Regions from separate parts of the Homo sapiens genome. Here region 1 is linked to region 2. Evidence: chromatin contacts called from ENCODE Hi-C or POLR2A ChIA-PET data. All regions are on one chromosome and are shown on one strand. The core of a region is the stretch at or near the end of the contact, and the rest is flanking DNA. Distances in the headings are between cores, read along the strand shown.

Evidence for each region. Hi-C counts contacts between places; a loop is a spot of excess contacts on that map. ChIA-PET counts read pairs that join two places held with the same protein, here RNA polymerase II (POLR2A).
Region 1: a map of sciatic nerve shows a loop between it and region 2 (19-fold over the local background). The contact joins the enhancer-like site here to the promoter of CCM2 in region 2. A Hi-C loop is called at or near these places in 1 of 168 maps with a recorded cell type or tissue (sciatic nerve). POLR2A ChIA-PET finds 5 or more read pairs at or near these places in 1 of 52 experiments (PC-9).

What each region holds. Positions count from the first base shown.
Region 1 is chr7:47,899,785-47,905,452 of GRCh38, forward strand. PKD1L1 (polycystin 1 like 1, transient receptor potential channel interacting) reads right to left here. Exons shown (of 57, transcript NM_138295.5): 11 at 5,373-5,541; 12 at 4,594-4,833; 13 at 2,595-2,727. Among named protein-coding and RNA genes, the nearest start is that of PKD1L1, 46 kb to the right of the region's middle. Within about 2 kb of position 1,972, at least 2 of the 41 ENCODE cell types and tissues checked have a DNase peak (open chromatin) inside an H3K27ac peak, as active enhancers do; they include PC-9, where a contact is called at or near this core.
Region 2 is chr7:44,996,640-45,001,602 of GRCh38, forward strand. It overlaps CCM2 (CCM2 scaffold protein), which reads left to right and starts at 3,562. Exons shown (of 10, transcript NM_031443.4): 1 at 3,562-3,724. The coding sequence starts at 3,695. It overlaps LOC102723334 (a long non-coding RNA gene), which reads right to left and starts at 3,369. Exons shown (of 4, transcript XR_428139.4): 1 at 3,079-3,369; 2 at 2,641-2,734. RefSeq lists silencers at 2,829-2,878, 3,509-4,038.

The DNA of each region.
Region 1 (5,668 bases), core at 722-3,221, 2.9 Mb after region 2:
TTTTTACTAAAAATACAAAAAATTAGCCAGGTGTGGTGGCGGACGCCTGTAGTCCCAGCTACTCTGGAGGCTGAGGCAGGAGAATGGTGTGAACCCGGGAGGCGGAGCTTGCAGTGAGCCCAGATTGCACCACTGCACTCCCTCCTAGGCAACAGAGCGAGACTCCATCCCAAAAAAAAAAAAAATCGGAAAGGGAAAAACCTGGAGGCAGCTGAGAAATGGGATTTTAAGAAATCTTGGTGCTCATTATAAATGAAAGTTTACTTTTGACATTCTTTAGGTGACTTTAGTTATAATTAAAATTACTTTCCAATTACTTTTTATTGTTTCTATTCTGAATATGATATCATTCTAAGATTTGTCACAAAACTGCCCAGATTTATATGGGTTACAGCAAATTTTAATACTAGGATGCCAATTTTTAGCTCATTCATGATAATAAACATTAAAAAATATGAAATGCCTAGTGAGAGTGAGAGTTGGTCCCTCAGAGCGGACACATGTGAGCTGCTACAAAAACATCTCTAGGCTTGTCAAGATTCTGGGAAAGGCATTGTGTTCTTCAGTTCTATAACTTGTAGTAATTATTCCTGTGAAAAGGCCATACACTTGCAGAACAATGTACAGACAGTGTAATTGCCAAGTTATTTGTAGTGATAGAAAACCGGAAACTTGGCCAGGCATGGTGGCTCATCGCACATTGGGAGGCCAAGGTGGGCAGATCACCTGAGGTCAGGAGTTCAAGACCAGCCTGACCAACATGGTGAAACCCCATCTCTACTAAAAATACAAAATTAGCTGGGTGTGGTGGTGAGCGCCTGTAATCCCAGCTACTTGGGAGGCTGAGGCAGAAGAATAGCTTGAACCCAGGGGGTGGAGACTGCAGTGAGCCGAGATCATGCCATTGCACTTCAGCCTGGGCAACAAGAGTGAAACTCAGTCTCAAAAATAAATAAATAAATAAATAAAAAGAAAACTGGCAACAACAGTTGTTCAATCAGAGGACATTATATAGTGATGTATAATCTTTATGTATGATTTAACAGTAAGACATCATTAAAATTATGTAATCAAAAGGCTGCTTAATAACAAAAGAAAATGCTCACACTGCAACCCAGGTTTGTGACAAACACACATACCACATATAAAAAGCCTTAGAAAAATACTGAAAATAAATAATTAGACAAAAGTGGCTATCACCTACTGCCTGGATTTGAGATGATTTCATTTTTTTCTTTATACTTTTAGAAAACACGTAAAATAAAGAAAAAATGACCGGGCAGGGTCCTTCAGGTCCATAATCCCAGAACTCTGGGAGGCCAAGGCAGGTGGATCAATTGAGGCCAGGAGTTAAAGACCAGCTAGCCTGGCCAATATGGCAAAACCCCATTTCTACTAAAAAAATTAGCTACGCATGGTGGTGCACACCTGTAATCCCTGCTACTTGGGAGGCTGAGGCAGGAGAATCGCTTAAAGCCAGGAGGCAGAGGTTATAGTGAGCCAAGATCATGCCACTGCACTCCAGCCTGGGCAACAGAGTCTCAAAAAAAAAAAAAAAAAAAAAGAAAAGAAAAAATGAAATTATCAATCTTATTTTCTGTGTTTTACAGATAAGAAAATAAAAATAACAATGTTTTACAGATAAAAAACTCAAGAAAACCACTCTGTCCCATGTCCTAACAGCAGAGTCAGGACGGGAGCCAGAGTCCTCCTGCCTAGGGTCTGTGCTTTTTCCTGCTGTGCCTTTTGCTTTAGTCCCTTTGCTATTTGGGTCCAAATCTCACACCCAGAGAACGCGTTCCCCCAGCACGCAGACCTGCCCAACAGCGTGGGTGCTCGCTGGTCTAAAGGTGGGCAGGGGTATTGCCTGTGTGGGGGCCGGGACCCTTTCCGGATTGCCCCGGGCACTTGGTCTCTGCATGCTGATCTCCACCAGCACCCTCTGCGGGCTGACCTCTTGGGGTCAGATGCCACAGAAAGCAGTTTAGCAAATGCAGCTTAGTCACGGATTTTAATTCCCATGTGTCATTTGAGCACCTCTGCCCTGAAAAGGAAAATTTGCTCTGAATCACAGGCCTCAAAGGAATGAAAGAAATAAAAACCAACCCTATTTTTTCTAACCCAGAATAGGTGTTCAACAGATAACCGATCATGTCCTTTCATTTTGGTGTTACATATATTCAAATGTTTCATTCTCCTGAAAATGCTACAGTTCTTAGCATAATCCAAAAAAAGAAAGGAAAGGAAAGGAAAAGAAAAGAAAAGAAAAGAAAAAAAAGAAAAGAAAAGAGCTCCTTAAAGTGAGCTGTGCTGAATGCCAGAGTAATGCAGGCGAATAAAGAACTTATTCACACACCAGACCCCAGAAATGACACTGTCTCCTCCTGTCCAGGCTGGGGTAGCCCTCCCTCCCCTGAGGACCCAGGTCACCCGCTCTGAAGCCCTTATAGGCACTCCTTTGTGTAAATTGCAGTAGGATAAACTGGACAAAGCCTCGCTTCATGCCCCAAACTCTCACCACTCCAAACAGTGGTCCCAACTCAGAGGGAGGCTGAAAAGAGGCTGGTGGAGGATTTCCCAGACTCCGAGCCTACCTGGACTTTCCCAGGCCCCATGTTCTTCACCAGGGGTGGCTGGCAGGGCTCGCACACGATGAAAAGTTGCTGTCTTAGAGTGGAGGCACTGACATTATTGAAGGCAAGGACCTCCACTGTAAATTCTCCTTCCCTGGGACGGTGGAAAGCACAGAAATGAACAAATTTATGTTGATGAACGTCAGGCTTTCATTCACTCTTCATACCCACTCATATCTGCAGAATTATAGTATTTGACAGCAAGTCATCCCATGAATAAGAACAGAAGAGTCAAGGGTCACAAGACTGATTTCCACAGAGGTCTTTCATCATTTAATCAACAGACTGGCTCCCCAGCTAGCCTGGGCCAGGCCAAGTACCAAACTCCCAGACCGATGTCACATGCTATATTCAAACAATACATCTATGTGAGGGGCATGTTGCTTCCTTCTTTGGGCAACCCTCCCCACAGCCATGACCTGGCCCCCTTTTGATAACAGAACAGATCTATATATTTTCTCTGTGTGATGGGTACCCCAACCCATAACTGGGGGGTCTCCGGGGATGGTCTTCCTGTTCTATTTCCTGCTCCATGGATCAGTTTTCCTGACCAATTTCTTAGAGTCCTACAAACTCAGGAAGGACAGGATAGATCCATAGCCTGTCTCCGGGTAAGGGGAGCATGTCACAGCTGTGGAGAGATTCAGGACAGTTGGAGGTGAGAGCTGGGTAGCTCCTGACCCAGCAGGTAGTGCTTTACTAAGGAAATAAGTGGTTATTTTGCAAATGTTGCAACATGGATAACTACTTAAGACTTCTGAATTTGAAAGAGAAAAATATTCCCATCAGAAGACCACAAATTTGAGTTTGCAAGGACCAGAATATCACTTGCCATCCTGGAGCTCCAGCAAGAAAGGTAGGGCCTACTGATAAGAATGAAGACTAGATGGTTTTCTCAGGTTGTCAGAGCGCCCAGGGCACACTCTAGAGATGACAGTGGAGGCACCGAATAAACCATGTCACTTCCACAGGGCACAAAAGGGCTTCTGGAGCTACCGAGTATATCGCCAGGTACCTAGGCCACCATGTGCTCAATTGAGCATGCACCAATCTACAAGCCACTACTGCTCAATTCTTTCCTTATGTGAAAATCTATTTCTGATGAAAAAGTCCTGAATCCATAGTTAGTGATGGGGCCATTCAGTCCCCACCAAAGCGTGGAGAGGCTGCAGTGTGGGTTCTCATGGAAATCTTGCATTGGAGGAAGTTTGCAATCTTTCCCTGATGCCACTGCCTACACGAACCTCATTTTCTAGATACTTCTGCACCCTTTGACATTTCCCTACAGCAGCATAAAGTTTTGATGCCAGCCTGAGGCTCAGCCTTGACCATGTGTGTCTCCCTACTGAAAGGATTAGATCCACTTGGGTCCTAGGACTCACCCTAGAGGCTCGGCTGGGAATGAGTGATCCAGCCAGTCTGCACCTTATCATATCTCCACGATGCTTTGTCCCAGGTACACAGTGGACACTCAGTAAATGCAGAGTTAAAGGACAGAGTTCATGCTCTTCCATATGACATCAAGGCCCTTCACAATCTGCCAACCTACACTCATCTCACCCTTCTATATACGTCTTGCCAGTCACTCCAAACATCTCCTGTTGGCACCTCACTTAGCACCTTTGCCCAGGACCTTGTCACTGTTTGGGAGCCTCTCTCCCATTTCCCTTTGTCAAGCTCCTACTCAAGATATCACTTTCAGTAAGCCATCCCCACCACATCACAGGCCTCCTTTGCAGCCACAGCCCCTGTACTGAAAGCATCTCTTTCCTCTTTGTCTTTCCCCTGGACTAGGAGCTCCTTGAGAAGCATGGTCAGGTCTTATTTGTCTCTGTGTAATCATCTGTCACCTACGTTGACTGACAGGCAGGTCTCTATGTGGAACCCAAGGGCTGATGCCTTAAGACTCTGATTCCCGCGCTGTCTGTAGAGAGCACTCCGCCGCCTTGCAGTGGCTCACCTACTGTAGACATGGCTGCTGGAGCTGCTCCCCAGGCTGACGGTGCCATCCCCAAAGTCCCACAGGTAGGCAACATCTGTGCCGAAGTTGATCCAGCACTCAAAGGCCACACTGGCATTTACCAGAGCTGAGGAGGGGGACGTGAGCCGATTGGCCACAATTTTCTTCTGCACCCTGATGACATGGGGCTCAGAGACCACACTGCTCATCCTGTTGGAAGCCTTAACCATCACACGATACCTGCAGGATGGGGAAAGGAGGGCAGGGAAGGCAGATGGCAAGACAAGAACAGGGTCAGGTCTAGAGAAACCGTCTGCTATACTTTAAGAGGAAGGCGGGGGAGGGGGAGGCAGCATTTAATTTGTAAGAACTACAAAAGTATCTAGTGATTTTCATCTTATTGAGGAGAAGGGGGTTGATATTTTTGACTACCCCCCTCTTCATTATTTAATTCATTTCTCAAAGCAGTAGGGGTAAGCATCATTGCCCTTTCTTAGATGAGGAATTTCTTAGGTCACATGGGTGGCCGAGATAGAATTCGAACCTAGGACTGTCTGCTTCAAAGCCCTACACCGTTTCCCTTAGTTCAAGCTGAAGAGAAATGAACGAAATCTTCCCTTAAATCTTATGTTGAGTTTGCTTCACAGAAGGACCTAGTGGCCCATTATAATACAAATGCAACAGCCATAAAATGCCTTCGGTAGCAGCATGGTGATCTTCAGACTGAGTATAGGCTGCAGTACAAACAGCTACTCAGCAGGACTGCTACTTTTACTGACCATTGGGGGATGCTGAGTCTTTTTTTAATGCTTCTTGAAGTTGTCCTCACTGGTGGATCCTCTCCAAAATACCACTCAAATTCCAGGGGTATTGTTTCCTTGGTAACAGCTGTAAATGTAATGTCTGTGTCTGTGGCAAACACAGTTCCATTTGTGTAGACAGAGACGGCTGTGGCAAAAGAAAGGAAGGTATGTCTATGTCAACATAGGAGGGCTGGAATCTCCAGAGAAACTAGTACCTCTACTTTCCCACTTGGTCATGGGCTTGAGTGATGGTGAGGAAGCTCTGATATGCA
Region 2 (4,963 bases), core at 2,312-4,811:
TTTTTTTAAACAAAAAAACAAAGACAAGTATTGCATTTACTCACTCATATGTGGGAGCTAAACAAATATTCATCTCATTGAGATAGAGACTGGGATGATAGCCACCAGAGGCTGGGAAGGGTGTGTGTTGGGGGAAAGTAGGGGGCTGAAGAGAGGTTGGTTAGCGTGTACAAACATACAGCTAAATAGAAGCAATAATTTCTCATGGGTGTGTGTGTGTGTGTGTGTGTGTGTGTGTGTGTGAGACAGATCTGGCTTGTTGCCCAGGCTGGAGTGCAGTGGTGCAATGACAGCTCACTGCAGCCTCGACCTCCTGGGCTCAAGGACCCCACTTCAGGCCCCTGAGTAGCTGGGACCACAGGTGCACACCACTATGCCCAGCTAATTTTTGTATTTTTTGTAGAAGAAGGATCTCACTATATTGCCCAGGCTGGTCTCCAATTCCTGGGTTCACGTGATCTTCCCAGCTTAGCCTCTCCAAGTGCTCGGATTACGGGTTTGAGCCACCACACCCAGCCTAAATTCTAATGTTCCATAGCAGAGTAAGATGACTATAGTTAATAACAATGTACTGTATATTTCAGAATAGCTAGGAGAGATCTGAAATGTCTCCAACACAAAGAAATAAGTGTTCAGGTGACGAATATCCTAAATACCCTGATTTTATTATTACACATCATATGCATGTATCAAAATATCACATGTATTTTGGCCGGGTGCAGTGGCTCATGCCTGTAATCTCAGCACTTTGGGAGGCTAAGGTGGACAGATCACATGAGGCCAGGAGTTCGAGACCAGCCTGGGCAACATGGTGAAACCCTGTCTCTACTAAAAATACAGAAATTAGCCGGGCGTGGTAGTGGGCACCTGTAATTCCAGCTACTCCGGAGGCAGGAGAATCGCTTGAAACTGGGGGGTGGATGTTGCAGTGAGCTGAGATTGCACCACTGCACTACAGCCTGGGCAATACAGAGTAAGACTCTGTCTCAAAAAAAAAAAAAAAAAAAAAATTAGCCTGGTGTGGTGGTGCATGCCTGTAATCCCAGCTACTTGGGAAGCTGAGGCAGGAGAATTGCTTGAACCTGGGAGGCAGAGGTTGCAGTGAGCTGAAATCATGCCACTGCACTCCAGCCTGGGTGACAGAGTGAGACTCTGCCTCACACACACACACAAATCACATGTACCTCATAAATATGTACAATTATTATGTGTTAGCTGGGTGCGATGGCTCATGCCTATAATCCCAGCACTTTGGGAGGCTGAGGAGGGAGGATTGCTTGAGCCTAGGAGTTTGAGACCAGCCTGGGCAACATAGTGTGACCTTGTCTCAACAAAAATATACTAAAATTAGCCAGGCTTGGTGATGCGTCCTTGTAGTCCCAGCTACTTGGGAGGCTGAGATGGGAGGATTGCTTGAGCCCAGGAGGTTGAAGCTTCAGTGAGCCATGACTGCATCACTGCACTCTAACCTGAAGGACAGAGTGAGACTTTATCTCTAAAAATACAAAAGAAACAAAAAATTATTTGTCAATTAAAAAAAAACTGGCAGCTTTCCTAGTTTTCGGTCCTGCTTCCAGCTTAGGAGCAACCAGAGAAAGACAAATATGTGCCCCTAACCAATCACTTGGGATGCCCTGCCCCTTGCTTCCCCAGGCCAACAGCCTCAAATGAGGACATCCCTGGAGGCTTCCCTTTTTTCACTATAAAGCTTACCCACTCCTCTGCCTGACATTGAGTCTCATCCAAATACAAATGATGGTGGCTGACTCCCTTGTTATAGCAAGCTAACAGCCTTTTTGCTTTTCTCATTTTATTGTCTTTATTCCCAGTTATCACCATCTGATCATTAGCCAGTGGACTTTTGCTTGAAGCATGAACCTGTGTATGCAAAGACAGGGCAAAGGTATTCTGATGGATAAGAACAGCCTGAGGAAGTCAGCACATCCAGAGTTAGGCTAAGAGAAGTTTTAGTAGTGTTGTTTACTGTATTATGGAGTGATAAATATGCATTTGTGGAAGACGGTGGAAGACTTTAAATATCAGGCCTTTGTTCTGTGAATGGTGGGAAAATAATGACAACCAGATGCGCTACATCATTTGCGTGTGTAAATGTGGCAAGCTGGATTATTGCAGAAGGCAGATTGAAAGGGTGTTTCCACTATCTCTGCTTTATCTTGCAGAGAATGGAATACTTATGCCTTTGGAGAGGTCTAGAGACCAAGTATTTCTTTTGAATATCAGTATAACATAGGCCCAGTCAGGAGACAGAAACACAGTAAAGAAAAGTTTAATATAAAGAATTATTAGGCCGGGCGCGGTGGCTCACGCCTGTAATCCCAGCACTTTGGGAGGCCGAGGTGGGCGGATCACCAGGTCAGGAGATCCAGACCATGGTGAAACCCCGTCTCTACTAAAAATACAAAAATTAGCCAGGTGTGGTGGCTGGCGCCTGTAGTCCCAGCTACTCGGGAGGCTGAGGCAGGAGAACGGCGTGAACCCGCGAGGCAGAGCTTGCAGTGAGCCGAGATCCACGCCACTGGCACTCCAGCCTGGGCGACAGAGCAAGGCTCCGTCTCAAAAAAAAAAAAAAACCACCAAAAAAACACAGTTTACATTCTAGCTGTGCTACAAAGTTCTTACCGGCAGATTGGTTTAGTGGCAAAATAGCAGACCTGCTGGTGACTCCAATTTGTAGTGTGCTTTTGGGCGAATCACCTCATTCCCCGGACCTCATCTGGAAAATGTGGAAATTATACCGGATGACTGGTAAGGTTCTACGATTTTATTCTGATAGGGTCTGCACATCCTTGTGGTTGCACTTCTATTTTCCAAATGTGTTTGTCTAAGGCAGGCAGACTTTATAACAGAGAAGTACTAGAAAACGGATTCCCTGTGGCTCAGGGAATAAAGTGGGACACAAGAAAAAAGAAAACCGCACCGCACCCAGACTCTCGGCGGGACGCCCCGCCCCTCAACAGTGGCCGCCTCCTCGCGCCCCTCCTTCGCCATCTGCCGGCCGCGTCCCCTCCCGCCGGCCCCCGTCCCCCGTCCCCCGCCCCCCGTCCCCTTTTCAGAGACCTGAGCTCCGCCTCCCTGGACGCGAGGCAGGCTGGGAAGTCGGCCGCCGTAAAGATGGCGGCAAATTGAAAAAGTTGGAGCTGCTCCCGCGCGCGCTCCCGCGCGCGCTGAGTGGGCGGAGCGAACAGGGGGCTGGACAGGTGCGTTCTCGCGGCCGTGCAGAAGCGAAGTAGGGGTAGGAGCGTTTCCGGCTCTCCTGAAGGACGCGGGGCGGGGTGGGGGTGGTGCAAGGCAGGCGCGTTCTCGGCCGTCCTGAAGGGGCAGGATCTTCAGCCTGTGGGCGGTGCTCTCGCCGTGAGCGGGGCCAACGGGCCGTGTTCTCCCTGAAGGGGCGGGGTCTGATCGCTGCGGGTCGGATTCCCTTGGGCCTGAAAGTGAGGATGAGCGACAACCGTGGGCGGGGCCTGCGCTGGGGAAGGTGGGGCCTGGGCGGGGCGGAGGGGGCTCGGGCCCGGAAGTGCGGGTGTGGGGCGCGGCCGGGGCGGAGACTTCGGGCCCGGCTGGCGGGCGGCGCCGGGAGCGCGGGGGCGGCGGGCCCGGGTCGAGCATGTAGCGGCTGCTGGCGGCGGGGCTCCCGGGGCGGGCCGGGCGGGCCGCGGGAGCCGCACGCGGCGATATGGAAGAGGAGGGCAAGAAGGGCAAGAAGGTGAGCGTGCGCGGGGGCGTCCTACTGCTGTGGTCGGCGGGCGGCTGGGTTGAGGGGCCAGGGTGGGGTGGGCGGGTGTTCCTTGGGGCCCGGGGGGGGGGGCAGTGGGCCAGCTGGCGGGGCGGGGCGGGGCAGGGCGAGACCCCGGACAATGGTCAGGTGGGCTTTCGCGGCCGGGCGGGCAGGAAGCGCCGCGCCTTTCCTCTGGCCCGGGCAGCGGCTCGCCCCGACCTCGGCCCCAGACGGCCTTCCCTGCGCGTCGGGACCTGGGGCTGCAGAGGAAGTGGGCCCGGCGAGGGGCCAGAAAGCTGTCCAGGGCTGGAACTGGAGCTAGTGGGCTGTGTGGTTAACGTGGAGACGTTTGCTGCTCACTGGACTTCGTTTTTGGATATCCAGTAAAAGCAAGGGTGGCCTTCACCTTATGGCCAGCTCACTCGTCCACTATCACTCAGACCTAAAACCATTGATTGATTTTAGTGACGCTAGCTACATTTGGCAGTGGGATTTAGGACATAGTTCATAGTCAAACCCCAGTTTATGTAGTTTTACAAAATGTGGCTTTAATTACAGTAAAGGGTTATAGTAGTCGATAAAGAAACATTTTAAGACTGGAAAAACGATGTGGATTGAACTACCATTAAAGTGGAAAATGGATTTTAATAAAATGTATCTTTTTCAAATAAATGCTTTATAATCTTCACGTCTTGGCTATCATTTTCTTTTTGATGTGTGTGTGCGCACTTTTATCCACAAGTTTAAAGCAGACCTCGATAATTCCTAACTATGATTTTACTACCCTGAACTCTGCAGGGAAGTGTCCTTTAATTGACAGCTACTCACCACCTTGTTTGACAGAGTGCCCCATTTAAAAGTCCTGTTTGAAATAGAATGTAGCCAGGTGGCCTTCAGGGAGTCCTGTGGTGCTGGTTCTCTACTTTCTCAACTCATTGTTTCATGTTAGCACCATGCATGTCTAATTTAGGTGCAGTATAATTTGCGGTTATCTACAAAGATGTTTTAAGTCTGGAAAATAGCTCAAGATAGTGATTCAGCCTGCAGGTGTTAGATTAGAGATGCGTGCTGCGCACAGAAGAGGGAGGAGCCAAGCAGTGTAAAAGGAGTTAGCTGGAAAGGAGAGGTGCTAACCCGGTGGCTGCTTAGTAGGGACCATCAGGCCCGAGTGTGGATGATGCTGAGCTTTGCGGAAAGTGAGCCATGTGCTCTGTGGAATGCCGGGAT